Linked DNA regions of Homo sapiens: region 2 is linked to region 1. A link is an interaction called in ENCODE POLR2A ChIA-PET data of the cell type or tissue named here. Cell type or tissue: CD4-positive, alpha-beta T cell. All regions are shown on one strand.

The links. ChIA-PET counts read pairs that join two places held together with the same protein. Peaks named below come from ENCODE experiments on the same cell type or tissue, not always from the same donor. Only the 100,000 strongest peaks of a DNase experiment are listed, where the experiment ranks them.
Region 2: POLR2A ChIA-PET joins it to region 1 with 6 read pairs; 5 of 35 experiments call an interaction of 5 or more read pairs at or near these places.

Annotation. Positions count from the first base shown.
Region 1 is chr1:168,360,852-168,365,851 of GRCh38, forward strand. No RefSeq gene overlaps it. Among named protein-coding and RNA genes, the nearest start is that of MIR557, 12 kb to the right of the region's middle. In CD4-positive, alpha-beta T cell, no CTCF peak of the experiment used is centred here; a DNase peak (open chromatin) is centred at 2,340.
Region 2 is chr1:168,418,808-168,423,807 of GRCh38, forward strand. LOC125312414 (a long non-coding RNA gene) reads right to left here. Exons shown (of 8, transcript NR_176090.1): 5 at 3,323-3,397. It overlaps LOC100505918 (a long non-coding RNA gene), which reads right to left and starts at 3,849. Exons shown (of 5, transcript NR_176059.1): 1 at 3,783-3,849; 2 at 3,323-3,397. In CD4-positive, alpha-beta T cell, no CTCF peak of the experiment used is centred here; a DNase peak (open chromatin) is centred at 2,774; H3K4me3 peaks cover 591 bases; H3K27ac peaks cover 2,179 bases.

The sequences.
Region 1 (5,000 bases):
GAGAAATCACAGAGAGCGACAGGCAGATAAGCAAGTTATGACACAGATAACATTCAAATACCCATTTCTTAAAGAGATTATGCATATTTGAAATAGACGGAGGGATAAATTCCTACAGGAAGAACATATAAGAAATTAACATCATTCTACTTTTTAAAACAGAGCAACTAATTTGTAAGCTGAGGGACATCTGTGGATACAATGTATTGTCATTTCTGCCTGACATTCAGGAATGTGCATTCTGGCTATCTTGGTGGAGAAGAGTGTATAATATATGACTGGATGCTATTGTTGTCAGATGTACCCAGATTTGTTGAAACAAACAACATCCATTCTCAGCCTGTGGGATGGTCTCTGGTTGAGGCAGAGGACTCTGTCCTGGACCTTGACTTTGTCCTGTTCAAGAATTTTATCCTTGACTCATATGAAGAAAGAATATAGAATGAGAACTGTTCGTGGGAAAAGATCTGGGAGCCAAAAGATACAGCAGCTACAGACAATGAGAGTTCAGAGGCAGGCAAGGTCTAGATTGAGTGTAAAGAACTTGCCTGTGTGCTGTTGGGTCTGAGTCTGGAGTCGGTGGCAGACTTACCATTTAAGGAAGACATTGAGAGTCAGGGCTGTGGTCAAAGCAGGTCTTCAAGGTGGTTACAACACTGGAAAGTGAGCATTGCACAAAATTATGGGGTGATTTATGGAAGGGTAGAGAAGAGAGAGTTTTATTCAGATCTTGGAAGATATTTTATATAGAAGTGTGACTGAGTAGTTCTGAGTGGCACCAAAGGCCAGAAATAGTTCTCCAAACCCACTCTTCTTCACTCTTCACTCTCTCAGTTTATAGCAACTCCATTCTAACAGGCCTTCCTCTGAGCATCCTACAAAAAGATCAGCCCATCACTCTTTTTTTCTCCTTACCCATCTCCCTACTGTGTTTTTCTTCATAGCACATGTTAGCACTAAATAACTCTGTGTACTTATTTTTAGGCAGCTTTTGAGAAGCAGTATAAGTTGGTGTATGATGCTAGGCTGTGGAGTCTGACTGCCTGGGTTCAAAGCCTAGTCCTGTTTCTTTCCTGTAACTTTAGGTACGTGTGTTAACCTCTCTGAACTCTATTTCCTCCTCTATGAAACAGGGGATAAGATAATAATTGTATCTACTTTGTAGGGTAGTGCAAGCACTAAATAAATTAATTCTTGCAAAGGACTTAGAAGAATTCCTCCCTAAGTACTCAGTAACCATAACTCAGGTGTTGACGAAGGGGCTGGTGGGTCCTTGATTGGGAGTGAGGTACAGTTTATCTCTGCTTTGGTTGGGATGTTGGACTGTCAAGATGCTCTGTAGTTTCTGAAGAGGGAAATGATCTTATAAAGTGACCAAGGTCATCACTGGGCAAGAAGTGCAACTGAGGAACTATTGAGTCCACTGACCTTATAAGGTGCCAGGTCAGACTCTTCTGGGTTTAAATAACAGAAATAGAATCTGGGGCTTGCAACTCCTTGGGAAGCTGAACAATCAGGCATGACAAGCATGCAGGAATTGTTACAGTAAGTAGCTAGTCAGGTGTGAGCAGGGCAGGAGGTGGATCTGCCTAATAATGTGGGGCAACCATCAGGTGATGATCAGGTGGTTTTCAACTGTCTCTCTAAAATAATAATTGGTCACAGCCAGTGCCAGGGAAAGGCAGTCTCCCTATAGATAGAAAAAACCTGAAACTGGTGATCAGTAGCTTCCTGATAAAATTTCAGGAGTTGGGCGAGTGAGCTCAAGCATGTGCATTAAGAGGCAAAATGGTGGAGTTTAACTTGTATATGACCTTCTGTGGGCATTGCACCGGAATGGGAAGAACGCCTCAAGTGAGCATGTGTAAAGACACTGACGTTCCCCTCCCAAGCACTAGCAGGCCATTACACATGCAGAAAACCCACCCCAAAGGAAGAAGCAGGGAGAAGGGATGCAAGACCCCAGAAGTATGCCAACATATAAAACTCCAAGCCAAAACATCAAATCCCACACTTGTCCTCCAAGACACTCGCTTAGCCCTCTTCCAAGTGTACTTTACTTTCTTTTCATTCCTGCTCTAAAGCTTTTTAATTAACTCTCACTCATGCTCTAAAATTTGCCTCAGTTTCTTCTTCTGCCTTATGTCCCTCAGTCAATTTTTTTCTTCTGAGGAGGCAAGAATTGAGGTTGCTTCAGACTTGTACACATTCGCTGCCGGTAACTCAGATACCCATCACTGAAAACAGAACCGGGTTGGCTCCTGTGGGTCATGAGGCAGGAAACCAAGGTGCTTTTTTTCATAACTCATAGCTTCATTGGACGACTACTCTCTAAGTCACTAGGTTGACTTATGGCTGAAAGAAATCTGTATCTGGCACCATCTGGTGTTTGAAGGAAAGGAAGTGCTGCTGTCAGCATTTGTTCCAACACTTCACCTTATCATGACACTAAGAAAACCTCAAGCTGGCAATGACATCCAAAGGGGTAGAAGCAGTTTTCTAAATGGTACTGGTATCCCTACTGGCATCTCTGGAAGAAAGAGTTCAGTTGGCTCCTGTAGTATGTAGGAGGCAGACTCTCTCTTACCAAGATTCACAAAAATGAGAAATTCTTCCAAATAGAATGTGGGTTTCTGTTATGGTTTGAATACGTCGCTTTCAAAATTCAAGTGGTGCCAATATGACAGTATTAGGCGATGGGAGCCTTTCAGAGGTGATTAGGCCATAAGGGCTCCTCTGTCATTCATGGGATCAAGGCACTTATTAAAGAGGCTTCTGCCAGCATTCAGTTGGCTTGCTAACCTGCTCTTCGGCTCTCTCTTGCCCTCCCACCTTCTGCCATGTGAGGTTGCAGCAAGAAGGTCCTCACCAGACCAAATACCAGGATTTTGATCTTGGACTTTCCAGTCTCCAGAACTGTGAGAAAATAAATTTCTGTTCTTTATAAATTACCAAGTCTCAGGTATTTAGTTTTAGCAGCACAAATGGACTAAGACAGTTAGTTGCTGGCCAGCTGGACAGTGTGGCAGAAGTCCCCTGTGTACTGCCCCACTTCCCCACCACATGAATGCTCATATTCCCATTGAGCTCCAGGTGTTGGGAGGACAGGCTTGCCCTGCAGATCTGGCTCATACTGTGGATTTGCGCTCAGTCCCCATTCAGCAGCTTCTCTTTTTGCTAGTTCTTCAACTCCCAGTTATGCTGGTTGGTGATATGTAATGTGTCACTTTGCTGGCACGAGATTATTTAGTTTTCATGGTAGCCTTAATAATCTTGTGACACCAATTACTGTTCTATAATGGTAAGAAAAATAATGGCTACCATGTTAAAAAATGTATCAGATACCAAGCATGGTACCTGGCTGTTTACATGTGATATTTCTTTTAATCTTCATTTCCTTGAGGAAGATATAATTTTTTCCATTTTGTAAGTGAGGAAACGGAGGTCAGTAATCATTAAGTAACTTTCCCAAGGTCCCAGAGCAAGGAAGAGTAGGAGCTTGGATTTCTAAGCCTTTGTCTGACTCCAGAGCCTGAGCTCTAAACACTGTACTATATTCTCCCATCATGCAGATGGGAAAAAGAAAGGTGAATTTCACCATTACCTTTGTAAAATGCCAATAGTAGATTCCTTAGGCTAGAGCTTGCTCTTCTCTAACTCACTGTAATGTTTACTTTTGAAGTAGAGAAACTCCGTAAGCATGAAACCAATGTAAGCTTGCCCTCCAGCACAGCCACATAGATACGCTCAAACCACACCAGGCAGACATAAGCCACCCAGTCAAGGTGGACTGTGAGAGGGGCAGGTGGCAGTGTCAGCTCTAATATCTTGTCCTGGCCACAGTCTTTCTTTCCCTACCTGGAAGAACATGCAATGCATTGCCCGCTTCCTTTCCCCTGTCTTGCTTGTCTTGGTTTTTCTCTTCTCCTCCCTTTCCCTCTCCCTCTCCTCTTCTCTCTTTTCTTCCCTTTTTTCTTCTCTCTCCCTCTTGCTTTCTTTCCTTTCTAGCTTAACAATATTCCCCACCTTATCCCCTGGAATTTTGCCCAGGTACTTTAGAAGAATCTCCCTCCTTTACTTCCTTTTCTTTTTTCCTCCTTTATCTCTTTTATTTGTTTAGTCCATTTGTAGACCATTTTTTAAATTATCATTGATAAATGCATGAATATTGCCATCAAAACATCAGTGGAAAGGAAAGTTCTATATCTGAGGGTGAAATTAGGCAACTGGTATAGTCAGGATCAAAAATCCTGGGAGTCATTTTAGAAAAGCCAGGTCTGGCGTGGTGCCTCACTCCTGTAAACCCAGCACTTTGGGAGGCTGAAGCGGGTGGGTCATTTGAGGTCAGGAGTTCGAGACCAGCCTGGCCAACACGGTGAAACTGAAAAAAAAAAAAACCAAAAAACAAAAATTAGCTGGGTGTGGTGGTGGGCTCCTGTAATCCTAGCTACTTGGGAGGCTGAGGCAGGAGAATCGTTTGAACCCAGGAGATGGAGAGTGCAGTGAGCTGAGATTGTGCCAGTGTACTCCAGCCTGGGTGACAGCGTGAGACTGTCTCAAATAAAAGAAAAAAAAAAAAGAAAATCCACACAAGTTTTTAGATACATCTGAATACAATTTTAATGAAAACTGCTTTTTTCTCAAGCACTGAAATGAGTAAAAACATTTAGTGATGGGCAGTCGGCTAAGACTGGGAAAGCAGAAAAATAATTAAATAAGAAAAAAATCATGCACTCAAAGAACTCCCTATCTAGTTTTACCCATTATTTAAAATCATCTTTGACATTCATTCCTAGTATCAGAGTTATTTGTCTCTCCCTACTAGGTGACTTTTCTTTCAACTACATTTTGGATGGGAATTTTTGCAGGTGGTTTTGGAACGCAGCCACCTTTTATAAAAACAATTCTATGGGAAAATGCATTTTTAAGTTCACAGAAATGGACTTGGACACGAGTGGAACACAATCCCTTTGTACATGAAGGCTGCTCTGTGAGCTTCA
Region 2 (5,000 bases), 58 kb after region 1:
GGTGGCTTAAACAACAGAAATGTATTCTCTCATAATTCTGACGGCTGAGAGCTGAATCAAGGTATTGGCAGGTGTTGTTTCCTCGGAGGCCTCTCTCCTTGGCTTATAGGTGGCCATCTTCACCACCTATGGGTATGTCTTCACATGGCCTTCCCTTTATGTGTATCTGTGTCTTAATCTGCTCTTGTAAGGATATCAGTCATGAGGGCCCCCCTTGATAACTTCATTTACCTTAGTTACCTCTTTTTTTTTTTCTTTCTGAGACAGAGTCTCACTCTATCACCCAGGCTGCTGTGCAGTGGCACCATTTCAGCTCACTGCAACCTCCTCCTCCTGGGTTCAAGTGATTCTCTTGCCTCAGCCTCCTGAGTAGCTGAGATTACAGGTGTGTGACACCATGCCCGGCTAATTTTTGTATTTTTAGTAGAGACGGGGTTTTGCCATGTTGGTCAGGTTGGTCTCGAACCCCTGACCTTGTGATTTGCCTGCCTCGGCCTCCCAAAGTGCCTACCTTAGTTACCTCTTTAAAGACCTTACCTCCATATACTGGGGGTTAGGACTTCAACATAGGAATTTTTGGGGGATACAATTCAGCCCAAGACAAAGTTCAGTATCATAAAATCATACTTACTATACCAAAGGGGTCTGGGCTAGTGGAGAAAACAGACTTTAAAAATCTATATTATTTTTACTGTGTGTCTTTAGGTAAAAGCATAAGCCTCAAGTCCTTATTAAACATGGAAAGATGTTTATTCTTGGTGCAAGAATGAAGGGTACTGTGCGACTTAGAGCAGACTCGAGAAAAGGTTAAGTGGATGGATTCTTAATTGTTCTTCTACCTTCCCCTACGTTTCCCCCTCACTCATTACAGTTAGGTATCAATATCTTCTTGCTGTAACCCTTCCATTAAAACCTGTTCTCACTATCTGCAACTTATTCATGCTATAATATGAATGTCCGACAACCACTTCAGGAGTTTTTTTCTGCTTAATGTTTTATTTTTCCAGAGACCCGAGCCTTAAGCCAAAGGAGTCATGCCTTAAAGGAATTTCAGAGATCAGTTAGGGGATGAAGAAAGTATTTCCTGAAATCCTTTTCAGTACCCTGGATATCACCCCACCCAGATAATTGCTTACTCACCCTTTTACAATGTCAGCCTTGATGATAACTCAGACGAAAGATGTACTTAATTAAAAATAAAGCCCAACACCAGAGAAAGATGTCTTGTAGACAAATTTTCTAGCCCTAGTGTTACCCACCTGTGTTGCTAATGATGGTATACTTTTTAATGTGAGTCAACACGTGCTGGCTCCCATTTTCAGTGTTCCTAGATTTTTATCTGCCTGCCTTATTTTCAGAGGAACTGGCCTAACATCTCATGAGTGTTGATACTATTAGAACTGACCAATATTTGGGTTGGTTGGGGGGTGGGGTGGGCCTGGGAGGCTGGCTTTCCTGTTGGTCTCTAGCCTGTAGAACTGTTGTTGTCGATCATGTAGAATGAAAACTCCAACTTTAATGGTGCTCATTACATCATTCACTGTCTGAAGAGCATGCACACTGTAAGTTACCACAAGAAATGATAGCCGAGGATGGAAGCCTGAATATATTTGATCTTCATGATTTCAGTGTCTGGAGTGATGACTAGATATCTTTGTACCACTTTCCTTTCTAGTGGCTGAAAAGGTGTCTGATTCAACAGAAAAGTCCTTCAAAGTTTATACAAAACAATTTGTCTCAGAGCTTCTTGATTATGTAAAGGCCTCTTTAGCTTTGAAATGAGAAAATAATCGGAATCTTCCTATTACATTCTGGGAAACATACTCAGAGACATAACAATTCAGGAGGAAAAAAGGACAAAATGCCTTCCCGTCTCACCAAAATTGAATTAAATAAGTGGAGCCTGGCAAAGGGCAGGCTTTATGTAGAAGTGATTTCCCCCTAGATCTAGAGATGACCTGATAGCCAAAGGTTGAGATTCATTTGATTAAAGCCTAAACTTCCATCTTTTATGTTATGAGTCTCTTTGAGATTTATAATCCTCATTTATAAAATGGGATTAATATTTTTACTTGTTAGTGTTACAACAAAATAAGATAATATAAGGTTTGTAAAGCACCAAGCACACAAATATTAGATTACTTTTCCTTGCCTTGGTAGCAAAACTCTCTAAAAAACTCACTTATTATGAACATGTTGAATTTGTTTGAAAAGTAGAAAGAGAATAGTAAGATGAACACAACTTAAGATGAACACACCTAGATTTAACAATTGTTAACATTTTACCATATTTACTTAATCTCTTTTTAGTTATTTTCTGAAGAATTTGAAGTAAATTACAGACATAACTTTATTTTAACTTGAAATATTTAACATGTGCCTTGAAAAATGAACATATTCCCCTATAACTACAGTATCACTTTAGTCTAACAAAACTGATAATAATTTCTCAACATCAGCTGATACTTAGTCTATATTGAAAATTTCCGGTGGTTTCCAAATGTCTTTCAAAGCTGATTTATTCAAGCAAGATCCTGATATGAGCATCTCATCAGGGAACTCTATTTTATCTCATTGCTGCCCACTAAGGGGGCCAACCTTGTTCTGTTGTTTACTAGTCAGCAGATCTGAAATTCCTCCGTAAGTCAGGCTAGGAACATACTTTAAGCTAACTCAATACACAAACTTAAAAAGATAAATTGTGCACAACAGCAAATGACTCATATGTTTTCAGGGACTGTTTGAAGACTTGAAGTTGTGGTCTTCCTTTTGGTACATCTCAGCGTGCAAGCATAGGTGCTTGAATGACAGGAAGATGATTAGTGATAGTGGGTTTGGGGTGATGCAAACAGGAAGAAAAACTCATTTACATGGGGAATCTAAAATAATTAAATGTACAGAAGCAGAAAGTAAAGTGGAAGTAGGAAGGGAAACTAAAATTCGGGGATCCCAGTGGAGGAGGTGGCTTTGCATGAGGATGGAATGGACTCATCAGTACCCCACATAGGTTTAACTTACCACTTATCATGGCTCAGTGGAAAGGCACAGATCTGGGTCCAGATCCCAGCTCCACTCTTCTAGCTGCATGACCTTGGGAAAATTACTATACATTTCATACTTTAGTTTTGTTTTTTCTTCTGTGTTGTGCTAATACTTTTGTCTACTTTCCATAGATGTTGAAGAGATTATAGCAGGTGAACATAGAGTTCTAGTTATATAGTAACCGCACATAAAAAGTATCTATCTATCTATCTATCTATCTATCTATCTATCTATCTATCAATCATCTATCTTCATTATTATTATTATTACAATACTTTACCTCCTATGGTGGTTGGTGCTTCCAGCTCTATTGATGAATGCATCCCACACACAATTGTGCTCAAAATGTCATGACCTAAAGTGAAATAAATACAGGAGACATAGAGACTTATCATAGGATAGGGGTTTTTTGTCATATTTCAAGCAAAGCAGTTCTCCCCTGATCCCTGTCCATCTCCTAACCCTCTTGGTCCATATGGAGGTACTGCAGCTCAAGGTCACAAGGCTATCCATGGCTGAAGCCTCTCTCTAACTCCCAGATGCCAAGACCTTGCAAAGCTCTGCCTCCTGCTGGCCCTACTTCCCAAGGTCAGTCCTGGACCTAGCCCGGTGGCCAGAGGGTCTTATAAGCACCCTCAGCTCAGCTCCAAAGAGAAAACTATCTCTCCCAACTACCTTGGTGGCCAAATTATCCTTTTCTAAAGCAGCTTTATTCCTATAGAATTTAGAAAGCAAAATACTTTTGTTTTCCCAGGAGAGAGGTTTTCACAACAGTGTTTGGCAGGTACTTGTCATTGCTCAAGGGTTGCTAGGAGACAAATGAAGGCTGGCTTAAGACAGTTGCAAAGCATGGAATTCTACTCTCTAGAACTGCAGTCTTGATTTCAAATTTTAGCTTGCATCTGAATCACCTGGGGGTAGTTAAGATTCAGGTTCCTGGGTCTCTGGGTCTGGGATAGCTTGTGTTTCTAATAAACCTTCTAGTATAGATGACCCAGGGATCAGGATCACACTTGGAGAAACATGGAAGCAAGTCAACTTGCCTAACAGTGAGTCTGTGGAAGTACCTCTCTGGCAATTGGTTTTCAGTGAATTGATTAAGAGCTGGGAAACATTTTCCTAAAGAAAATAGGGTCTTTTCAGCATGATTTCAGGGATATAGATCTCCACAGTCATTTATCAGTGCTGGAGTGGTGTTCGGGATTCTTTGCCTTTATTATCAAAAGCTTCTGTAGCCTGTTATCATTGACCTGATCATTGACCAGGTAGCCAGGAGAGGGAAGGAGGAGCTTTCTAGGCCATGGAACGTCACGTGAAAGGCCTGTGAAGGGAAACATATGAAGAGCTGAAGGATCTGAAAGGTATTCAGCAGGTAAATTAATATGATTTGGTGCTAGATTGGCTTTGGGGAATAGCATGGAAAAGATGATGCCCATGATGGGTTCTGGTTTCTGCTTATCCACCTGGTTGGTATCATTCAGGAAGTTAGGAAACACTAGGAGAAGAGTCTTGTCTTTTTTTATTGTTTCTTTGTCTGGAGGATTGGGAGATGGAAATGAGGATTTGGTTTTGGACCTGATTAATCTGAGATGCTTTTGAGATATCTAACGGAGATGATAAGTAGGCAGCTGGGCTGATGGGCATGGGGCTGGAAGGCATCTGGGTTCGACACAGAAAACTATGGGTCATGTGGGAATTGGTGGTTATGGAAGCTGTGGGTATGGGTGAAAATTTCCAGGGATAGTGTAGAGGGAGAATCATTGAGTTCTAATGATTGACCCTGAGGAATCTTAACAAGTAAAGTACAGGGAGAAGGGGAGGAGCCAGCGAAAGGAAGCCTGAGGGAAGCTAATTTTTCTCAAGTGAAAAGTTTAGGCATTAAAAGTCAACTGGAGGGGCCGGGCACAGTGGCTTATGCCTATAATGCCAGCACTTTGGGAGGCAGAGGCGGGAGGATC